Linked DNA regions of Homo sapiens: region 1 is linked to region 2. A link is an interaction called in ENCODE POLR2A ChIA-PET data of the cell type or tissue named here. Cell type or tissue: Panc1. All regions are shown on one strand.

Region 1 (5,000 bases), 1.1 Mb after region 2:
AGACAGTTAGGCTTTTTTCTCTTTTTTCTTAAAGACAGAGGCTCACTCTGTCGCCCAGGCTGGAGTGTAGCGGCGTGATTTTGGCTCCCTACAACTTCAGCCTCCAGGGCTCAAGCCATCCTCCTGCCTCAGCCTCCTGAGTAGCTGAGATTACAGGTGTGTAGCACCATACCTAATTTTTGTATTTTTTGTAGAGACGGGGTTTCACCACTTTGGCCAGGCTGGCCTTGAACTCCTGACCTTAAGCGATCTGCCCGCCTCAGCCTCCAAAAGTGCTGGGGTTACAGGCATGAGCCACCGCGCCCGGCTGACAGTTAGACTTTTGCTTCTTTGTTTATATAAGCTTTTTCTTCTGGTTCCAAAAGCAAGTTTGCCCTTCCTTGTGGTAGAGAATCCTAGCTCACAGAGCAGTTTAGAAGCCAGCACAGTATCCCACACACACATCTGGCATGGACAGACCCTTCCTTGCTGGGTGTGGGTCCTGTGTTCTTCTGAAAGGCAAGCTGTTCCCAGCCAACCCCTGCCCCTCTCTGCCTTAGCCTGCCTGGAGGCCTGAGTCTCCTGGGTGACTGTGAGGTGGGACCCCCCCTTCCCCTACCCCCACCCACATCCTCTGTATCTGCCTTCTGTCCTGCTCTTGACCTTTGAGCTCCTCTGCTGGCTTCAGGGTGCGGCTGTTGAGCCTATTTTTTGGATTAGGACTCTGGGGTGAGGGAAGTTAATTCACACACCCAAGATCACACTGGTGGGAAGGGACAGGCCCGGGGTGAAGGCTTCTCCTCTCCTTGGCGGTTGAGTCCCACACCTGCTGGCCGAGGCACCTGAAGGGGACTTGGGGTCCAGGGTCACTGGGAGGACGGGGGCAGGCAGAGGGGTGGCCGACCTGGTGGCGGCTCGTGGGCAGCAGCCGACCCTATCTTGCTCTGAACGTGTGGGGCCCTCACCCCCTTCTCTGGGTCTGGGTTTCCTCCCCTGTAAGTGACACCGTAAAAGCTTCACAGCCGCTTCCAAGTCTCAGGTCTCTCGGGCTTTGGATCTCACACCCAGGCTGGGTGGGGGTAGGGGCGGGACAGCCGTCCCCCCCGGAAGGCTCAGAATTCCTCGCACAATCGTGGGGCCAGGAGACCCGCAACACAGGCTTTCCCAGCTGCGCTGAGTGCCGCGGTGGCCGGGGGTCCGTCGGGCCTCCATGGAGCTGAGGGGAAGGGGCCACTCACCGCCTGGTCCCGGAGCACACAGGGCAGCTCCCAGGAGCACAGAGGCTCCTTGGGACCTGTGGGGCTGTCGGCCTCCCTCATGCTGCACACACAGCGCGTCCCCAGGGGTGTCTGCAGCCCAGCCCATCCCACTGCAGATTCCCGACCACTCAGATTCATTCATGCATCCTCTCACGCCGGTCCTGTGGGACAGAGCTCTGGGCAGCAGCCAGAAGTCCAAGTTCTGGTTCAGGGCCAGTGGAGGTGGGTGTTGGGGTGGGGCTGGAGCTCCCTGCTCTCCCTCCCAAGCTAGCCAGGAAAGGAGGTTGGGGGCCCCGCACGGTCATTGCTGTTTATTCACAAAGCGCGATGCTGAGCACAGGCGGGGAAAGAAAAGTGCGATCAGTGCCAGGAAAATGGGGCTCCCCCGACGCCGTCCAAAATGGGATCCCTTGCCGGGCGCGGTGGCTCACACCTGTAATCCCAGCACTTTGGGAAGCCGAGGCAGGTGGATCACCTGAGGTCAGGAGTTCGAGACCAGCCTGACCAACATGGCAAAACTCCATCTCAGCTAAAAATACAAAAATTAGCTGGGCATGGTGGCGGGCACCTGTATTCCCAGCTGGGAAGGCTGAGACAGGAGAATCGCCGGAACCCAGGAGGTAGAGGTTGCAGTGAGCCACAGTCGTGCCACTGCACTCCAGCTTGGGGGCTTGGGGGACAGCAAGACTCCCTCTCAAAAAAAAAAAAAAAAAGTGAAGTCGTAAATCAGATTAAATTCCCTTTTTAACCCTTTGAACCTCTGTCCTCCCCTGTTCCCAGCGGGAAGCCTCTGGTGAACGCGCCATGCACCCCACCTGCCCCCGCTCTCTGGGTCTCTCTCCCAGCTGGAACGGCCGCTTCCCCAGGTGCCTTCCCTGGGCCACAGCCTTGTGCCTCGGCGGCTGCTGGATGCCTGGGTGTGTGGGTGGCTCCCAGTGTGTGGGATGGCACACGAGCCTCTCGCCCTTCTGTGTGGGGTCGCACACCCACCGCAGGCCGTATTTTTGCTCACGTTCATGTTTCTCCACGGTGGACGCTGGGTTGCAGGGACCCTTCCTGTGTGCGGGTGAGGATCTGGGCAGCTGCTGGTGCCGGGCCCATGGGGACGCTGACCGTCCCGGGTGCCGGCTCTGAGGTGTGCAGTGGACGGCTGTCCTGCCGGGCGCTGCCAGGGCCCCTTAGGCCGACGTGCGTGGCCACCCGATTCCCCGCCGTTGTCTCAGGAACCTTTGCCGAGTGGGGTGGATCAATTTTTCGGGTGTGTTTTAATAGCATAATTACAGGGAGTATTTCAGGCTCCCTCTGACGGGCCGGCAGGGTTTGGCTGCCGGCTGTTTACCAGGCTCCAATCTGCACACTATTTTTCTGTGGGTATATATAGCTGGGGCTGCTTCTCCTTCCTCAGGTTCAGGCTAAAGAGGGACAGCAGCCGCCTCAGCCACCCCCTGTGGTTTCCTTTGCCTGTGGATGGGCGGCTAAAATGGGCCCAGGAAGAGTCAAGAACAAGGCCGGCTCTCGGTGCCACAGCTCTACCCCCAAAAGCAGGAAGGGGGCTCGGGCCATGCCCATCTGTGAGCTACACCGGTCCGGGAGCGGCATCAGGCAGGGGAGTCCTGGACCCCCGCAGTGCTGGGGTGTGTTTGTCCGCCCTCCCTCCCGTGTGTCTAGAAGCCTCCAGCCTCGGGGAAAACAATGAAACTCAACTGTGACTTAAACAGATTCCCAGGCCCGCAGGAGCTCCCGGAGGCTTGTGGCTGTGGCGAGACCTGGAGGGCCATGCGGGAGGGACAGACGCAGGTTTGCGGAGGCCGCCTGCCCAGGAGGGGCGTCAAAGGAGGGGACAGATGTGGGTTTAGGGAGGCCACCTGCCCGGGAGGAGCCTCGAAGGAAGGCACAGGCGTGGGTTTGGGGCTGCCTGCCCTGGAGGGGCCTCAAGGACCCCAGGTCTGGTCTTGGTCTCACTCACCTCCTGGACCCCCCAAGGCCTGCAGTTTGCAATCTGTCGCCTGGGACCCCCACTGTCTGCCTTTACGCAGCTCAGCCACCACGCGGCCCTCGCTCCCTCATTTACTTGATTTCTGTTTATGGTTAAAGTACCGTTTAAAACGACACATCATTAAAGCAACATGAAAGGGAGTTTTGAAAAGGGAAGCCATCGTCCATCCCACTGCCCCTGCCTCAGCGGGGATTTACTTTTCCTTTCCTGTCTGCGGGCCAGTGACAATGAGGACCCCGCAATGTGTCTGCGGGCCAGTGACAATGAGGACCCCGCAATGTGTCTGCGGGCCAGTGACAGTGAGGACCCCGCAATGTGTCTGCGGGCCAGTGACAGTGAGGACCCTGCAATGTGTCTGCGGGCCAGTGACAATGAGGACCCTGCAATGGGCGGCCTGTAAGGCTCTGCCCTGGCCTCCGCTGCCTTCGCTTTCTCCCTCCTTGGTGGGTGCACGCCCTTGTGCTTTTCCTAAAAGAGCAGGTCCTCCGGGCATGGTGGCTCACGCCGGTAATCCCAGCACTTTGGGAGGCCGAGACGGGTGGATCCCAAGGCCAGGAGTTCAAGACCAGCCTGGCCAACATGGCAAAACCCTGTCCCTACTGAAAATACAAAAATTAGCTGGGTATGGTGACAGGCATCTGTAATCCTAGCTACTCGGGAGGCTGAGGCAGGAGAATCACTTGAATCCGGGAGACGGAGTTTGCAGTGAGCCGAGATCACACCATTGCACTCCAGCCTGGGCAACAAGAGCGAAACTCCATCTCAAAAAAGAAGAAGAAGAAAATCCTGACACTTCAGCCTGGTGCAGGCCCTTCCCTCCTTCTAGTCCCTGCCAAGAAGTGAGCCGGGCCCAGATCTCCTGCCGGGCGGGGAATGAGCACACACATTCCCCTCTTGGGACAGACAGCAGCAGCAGCCCTGTTGCACACATGAGGACGTACAGGCTCAGGGGCCGTGGGTGGCAGAGAGGCTATCAGCGCCGGACTGGCCCGCCCCGAGCCAGGGTCCAGCCCCACAGTCCTGTCCCCAAGCCCTGGCCCTTCTGCGGTCACTCCCGTCTGCTGAATCCCCTACTCTGCCCCTGGTGTGTGGCCCCCCAGTTCCCTCCTGTGTTCATTCCCTGCTAACCTCCCGTGGCTTCGCCTCCCCAGATGCCCTGAGCACACAGCCTCTCCCCTTCCTCCCCTCCTAGATGTGCACATAGGAGCCGCCCAAAGGCTGGGGCAGCTAGTGGGGCCCCTCCAAGGGAAGCTGGGCCCCGGGCAATGCCCTGAGCCACCAGGTCCTGGCCCTGCGTCTCATCCCTTCTTTTTTTTTTTTGAGACAGAGTCTCGCTCTGTCGCCCTGGCTGGAGTGCAGTGGCCCAGTCTGGGCTCACTGCAAGCTCTGCCTCCCAGGTTCACGCCATTCTCCTTCCTCAGCCTCCCGAGTAGCTGGGACTACAGGCGCCCACCACCACACTCCGCTAATTTTTTGTATTTTTAGTAGAGACGGGGTTTCACCGTGTTAACCAGGATGGTCTCAATCTCCTGACCTCATGATCCACCCGCCTCGGCCTCCCAGAATGCTGGGATGACAGGCGTGAGCCACCGCGCCCGGCCTCATTTGGTTCCTTCTGTGCACCACAGTGTGGGATCTCGGGTCCTGGGTGGCACGTGTTTAACCTGAAAGGAAACTGCCCCTGCGCTCCCCAGCTTGTAGCCCGTGGGCCTGGCTCTGAGGCCCCGACTGCCCCACGGCCTGTGCTGCGCATGCTGGAGCCAGGC
Region 2 (5,000 bases):
GGCGCAGACTCTCCTGAGATGCAGGAGAAAGGCCTGCGACCTTCACTCATTTCATGCAAATCTCATCAAGGTTCCCAAGTAAATTTGGGGGCAACTAGCAGGTAACCAAAATGGAACTCGGAAAATTACACCTCCAAGGAAAATCACAGCACAGGATACACGTGGCTGGGTGCCTTGGAACTCTCCCGTCTGATGCCACCTCCTCACCACTCAGCCCCCCACCTGCTCTGAGGGCACTGTCTCGGTGTCATCTCCATCCGTCTTGCTCTCTGTGTTTCCACGCTGACCCCTTCCTTTGTTCCCTGGTGCCACAGCGTCTGTGAGCGCACAGCCAGACCTCTCCCCGTTCACCACAGGGTCATCCTCAAGATCGTCAATGTTTATCTGGAAAAACAGGTTGGAGAAGAGCCAGGGCGTTACTTACAGTGTGAACGCTCATGCTGAGATATGAATAGTGAGATGTGAACGGGCTTGCGTTGGGGACCCCCAGGGTCAGTGCGAGACGCTGGACGGGAAAGATGCAAGAACCCGAGACTGTTGGACACAGCAGTGACTCAGCTCTGGCTCAGGGGGACTTTGTCAGCAGCTCTACAGAAAGCCGGGGCCCCGAGGCTATGGGGTATCTCTGCCTTCAGAGATGAGGTAAGGAAGACTCCTCAAATATTGTAATTTACTCCATTTACAGAGGACCATCTGCAGGACAAAACGTTAAATATATATATTCAGCCAATGCATTAAAGTTCCTTCTTCCTCCTTTCTCCTCAAGCCTCAGCTCCTCTCCAGCAGCAGGCAGGAAAAAAAGGCACCAAGGACCCATCAACCTACAAACTTTTCCTAATGAAAATGATAGGCCAGGCGAGGTGCTCGCGCCTGTGATCCCAGCACTTTGGGAGGTTGATGCAGGCGGATCACTTGAGGTCAGGAGTTCAAGACCAGCCTGGCCAACATGGCGAAACCCTGTCTCTACTAAAAACACAAAAATTAGCCAGGCACAGTGGCAGGAGCCTGTAATCCCAGCTACTTGGGAGGCTGAAGTGGTATAATCGTTTGAACCCGGGAGGCAGAGGTTGCTGTGAGTCAAGATCGCACCACTACCCTCCAGCCTGGGCAACAGAGCAAGACTCCATCTCAAAATAGAAAAACAAAATGACATACGATAAAAATAATTCATACGATGAAACCTTCTCTCTCTCTTTTTGAGACAGAGTCTCGCTCTGTCATCCAGGCTGCAGTGCAGCAGTGTGATCTTGGCTCACTGCAGCCTTGGCCTCCTGGGTTCAAGCATCCTCCTGCCTCAGCCTCCCAAGTAGCTGGAACTACAGGCGTGAGCTACCATGCCTGGCTAATTTTTTAAATTTTTTTGTAGAGATGGGGGTCTCAACACATTGCCCAGGCTGGTCTTGAGCTCCTGACCTCAAGCGATCCTCCTGCCTCAGCCTCCCAAAGAGCTGGAGTTACAGGCGTGAGCCACCACGCCAAGTCTGGAACCTTTTTATAGCAGTGAGAATGAATGAATGAATGAACCACCACTGAACACACAATATGGATGAATCTTAGGAGTATAATATTAAATGGATAAAACCTCACAACATACATTCACATACAGATTGGAGGGGAGACAGGCAGTGGGAGAAGGGTAAGAACAGGAAAAGTTCTGGCTCCTCAGCTAGTGAGAGGCTGACCGGGCACGGTGGCGGTGCACCCCTGTAATCCCAGCACTTTGGGAGGCCGAGGTGGGTGGATCACGAGGTCAGCAATTCAAGACCAGCCTGACCAACATGGTGAAATCCCGTCTCTACTGAAAATAAAAAAATCGGCCAGGTGCAGTGGCGCGTGCCTGTAATCCCAGCTACTCGGGAGGCCGAGGCAGGAGAATTGCTTGAATCCGGGAGGCAGAGGTTGCAGCGAGCCAAGATTATGCCACTGCACTCCAGCCTGGGTGATAAGGCGAGATTCCATTTCAAGAAAACAAAAAAAAAAGAGGCTAACAGATTGGGTGTGGTGGCTCATGCCTATAATCCCAGCGCTTTGGGAGGCTGAGGCAGGAGGATCATCTGAGCCCAGGAGCTTGAAACCAGCCTAGGCAATACAGTGAGACCCCATCTCTACAAAAAATTAGCAGGGTGTGGTGGCACACACCTCTTGAGTCCCAGCTACTCAGGCGGCTGAGGAGGACTGCGTGAGCCCAGCAGTCCTGGAATCTGGAACCTGGAGTGAGCCATGATCACACAACGGCACTCCAGCGTGGGCAACAGAGCAAGACTCTAGCTCTAAATTTTTTAAAAAAAAAGCTAACAGAGACCAGCATCAACAATTCTTTATGAACTAGGAGATTCTGATGGATCCAATCGGATGCACTAAGGTTCAAAAATAAATAAAACTGCCTGTTTAATTTAAAACATCTTGAAAACCACAAACCTCAGAAAACACAATCAGCTCCAAGCCCCATAGCCCTGAGATAGTTTCTGAAACAGAATTGAGACTCGGCTGCACCTGGGAAGACAGACACCCCGGCTGCGGTTGCTGAAGAGAAGAAAGCACAGGGCAGGTCTGTGCTTGCCGGTCAGTCGGCTTTCTCTCCAATGGAGGCTCCCACATGACAAGGATACGATTCAGGAGCATCTTAAACGCCCGCTGAGACAAGTCAGGAGCAACTTACGCCCGTTGAGAAAATCCATGGCAGTATAGACGTGTTATGTAAACAGAGCCCCTAACTTGAAAACACTGACACTCCACCAAAACGAGGTTTGTCCCATCCCAGCAGCACCATGATGGTGATTCTCATGGTGATGCCTCCTTCTGCCTGGCCTTTGCTGGCGAAGCTGGGGCCTAGGCATGGGCCGGCTGCCTTGCACCCTGCAGTAAAGGAAGAAAGCTGAAACAAAGCCTATTGTTGAAATGTTTCTAACCTGTGGGTGGTCACTGGTAAATTGGATCTACACCATCTCCAACATTCAACTAATGATGATGTCTCTTAGTGAAGCTGGGTGCTGGTTTACTTGTCTGTTTTTAGAGATAGGGTCTCACTGTGTTGCCCAGGCTGGCCTCAAATTCCTGTGGTCAAGGGATCCTCCTGCCTCAGCCTCCCCAGGAGCTGGGACTACAGGCACACGCCACAACACCCAATTTACTTTTTTTTTTTTCTTTTTTTGAGATGGAGTCTTGCTCTGTTGCCCAGGCTGGAGAGCAATCGCATGATCTTGGCTCACTGCAACCTCCGCCTCCCGGATTCAAGTGATTCTCCTGCCTCAGCCTCCCGAGTAACTGGGACTACAGGCATGTGCCGCCATGCCAGGCTAATTTTTGTATTTTTAGTACAGATGGGGTTTCATCATGTTGGCCAGGCTGGTCTCGAACTCCTGACCTCAGGTGATCTGCCCGCCTCAGACTCCCAAAGTGCTGGGATTACAGGCGTGAGCCACCGCGCCCGGCCAACACCCAATTTACTTTTATTAACTCATGCTGACTTCCTAAGAAAAAAAATTCTTATTTTGAGGTGTTTGACAAATCGAATTCATAAAAAGCTCTATGCCAAGCTGAACTTCAATGGAAAGGAGCCTGTGTACACGGACAGCACGCGTGATGGGCTCAGGAGCCTGCCTGTGTACACAGACAGCACACATGATAGGCCCGGGAGCCTGTCTGTGTACATGGACAACACGTGTGACAGGCTCTGAAGCCCATCTGTGTACACGGACAGCACGTGTGATGGGCTCAGGAGCCTGCCTGTGTACATGGACAGCACGCGTGATAGTCCTGGGATCCTGACTGTTTACAAAGACAGCACACATGATAGGCCCAGGAGCCTGTCTGTGTACACGGACAACACGTGTGACAGGCTCCGAAGCCCATCTGTGCACACGGACAACACGTGTGACAGGCCCCGAAGCCCATCTGTGCACACGGACAACACGTGTGACAGGCCCCGAAGCCCATCTGTGCACACGGACAACACGTGTGACAGGCCCCGAAGCCCATCTGTGCACACGGACAACACGTGTGACAGGCCCCGAAGCCCATCTGTGCACACGGACAACACGTGTGACAGGCCCCGAAGCCCATCTGTGCACACGGACAACACGTGTGACAGGCCCCGAAGCCCATCTGTGCACACGGACAACACGTGTGACAGGCCCCGAAGCCCATCTGTGCACACGGACAACACGTGTGACAGGCCCCGAAGCCCATCTGTGCACACGGACAACACGTGTGACAGGCCCCGAAGCCCATCTGTGCACACGGACAACACGTGTGACAGGCCCCGAAGCCCATCTGTGTACACGGACAACACGTGTGACAGGCCCCGAAGCCCATCTGTGTACACGGACAACACGTGTGACAGGCTCCGAAGCCCATCTGTGTACACGGACAGCACGTGTGACAGGCCCAGGAGCCCGTCTGTGTACACGAACAGCACGTGTGACAGGCTCTGAAGCCCGTCTGTGTACACGGACAACACGTGTGACAGGCCCCGAAGCCCATCTGTGCACACGGACAACACGTGTGACAGGCCCCGAAGCCCATCTGTGTACACGGACAGCACGGGTGATAGGCCCAGGAGCCCGTCTGTGTACACGAACAGCACGTATGACAGGCCCCGAAGCCCATCTGTGTACACGGACAACACGTGTGACAGGCTCTGAAGCCCATCTGTGTACACAGACAGCACGGGTGACAGGCCTAGTTTTGCTTCTTCAGTGAAGTTTTGGTGATGACACATGATTTGCTGCAATCTCTACTGCCATGCATCAGCTCTAAAATGCTGTCAATCACCGTCAGACAAACCTTATTACTGGCTGGGCGCGGTGGCTCACGCCTGTAATCCCAGCACTTTGGGAGGCAGAGGTGGGCAGATGGCGAGGTCAGGAGATCAAGACCATCCTCGCTAACACGGTGAAACCCCGTCTCTACTAAAAATACAAAAAAACTTGCCGGGCGTGGTGGTGGGCGCCTGTAGTCCCAGCTACTCAGGAGGCTGAGGCTGGACAATGGAGTGAATC

What was found. Peaks named below come from ENCODE experiments on the same cell type or tissue, not always from the same donor. Only the 100,000 strongest peaks of a DNase experiment are listed, where the experiment ranks them.
Region 1: POLR2A ChIA-PET joins it to region 2 with 6 read pairs; 2 of 35 experiments call an interaction of 5 or more read pairs at or near these places.

What each region holds. Positions count from the first base shown.
Region 1 is chr16:88,775,988-88,780,987 of GRCh38, reverse strand. All of the region lies in intron 1 of PIEZO1 (piezo type mechanosensitive ion channel component 1 (Er blood group)), which reads left to right. Among named protein-coding and RNA genes, the nearest start is that of PIEZO1, 6.7 kb to the left of the region's middle. RefSeq lists an enhancer at 4,054-4,804. In Panc1, no CTCF peak of the experiment used is centred here; no DNase peak of the experiment used is centred here; H3K27ac peaks cover 1,623 bases.
Region 2 is chr16:89,878,735-89,883,734 of GRCh38, reverse strand. It overlaps TCF25 (TCF25 ribosome quality control complex subunit), which reads right to left. Exons shown (of 18, transcript NM_014972.3): 2 at 223-384. Among named protein-coding and RNA genes, the nearest start is that of TCF25, 7.6 kb to the right of the region's middle. RefSeq lists a cis regulatory region at 1,158 and enhancers at 1,074-1,243, 3,561-4,230. In Panc1, no CTCF peak of the experiment used is centred here; no DNase peak of the experiment used is centred here.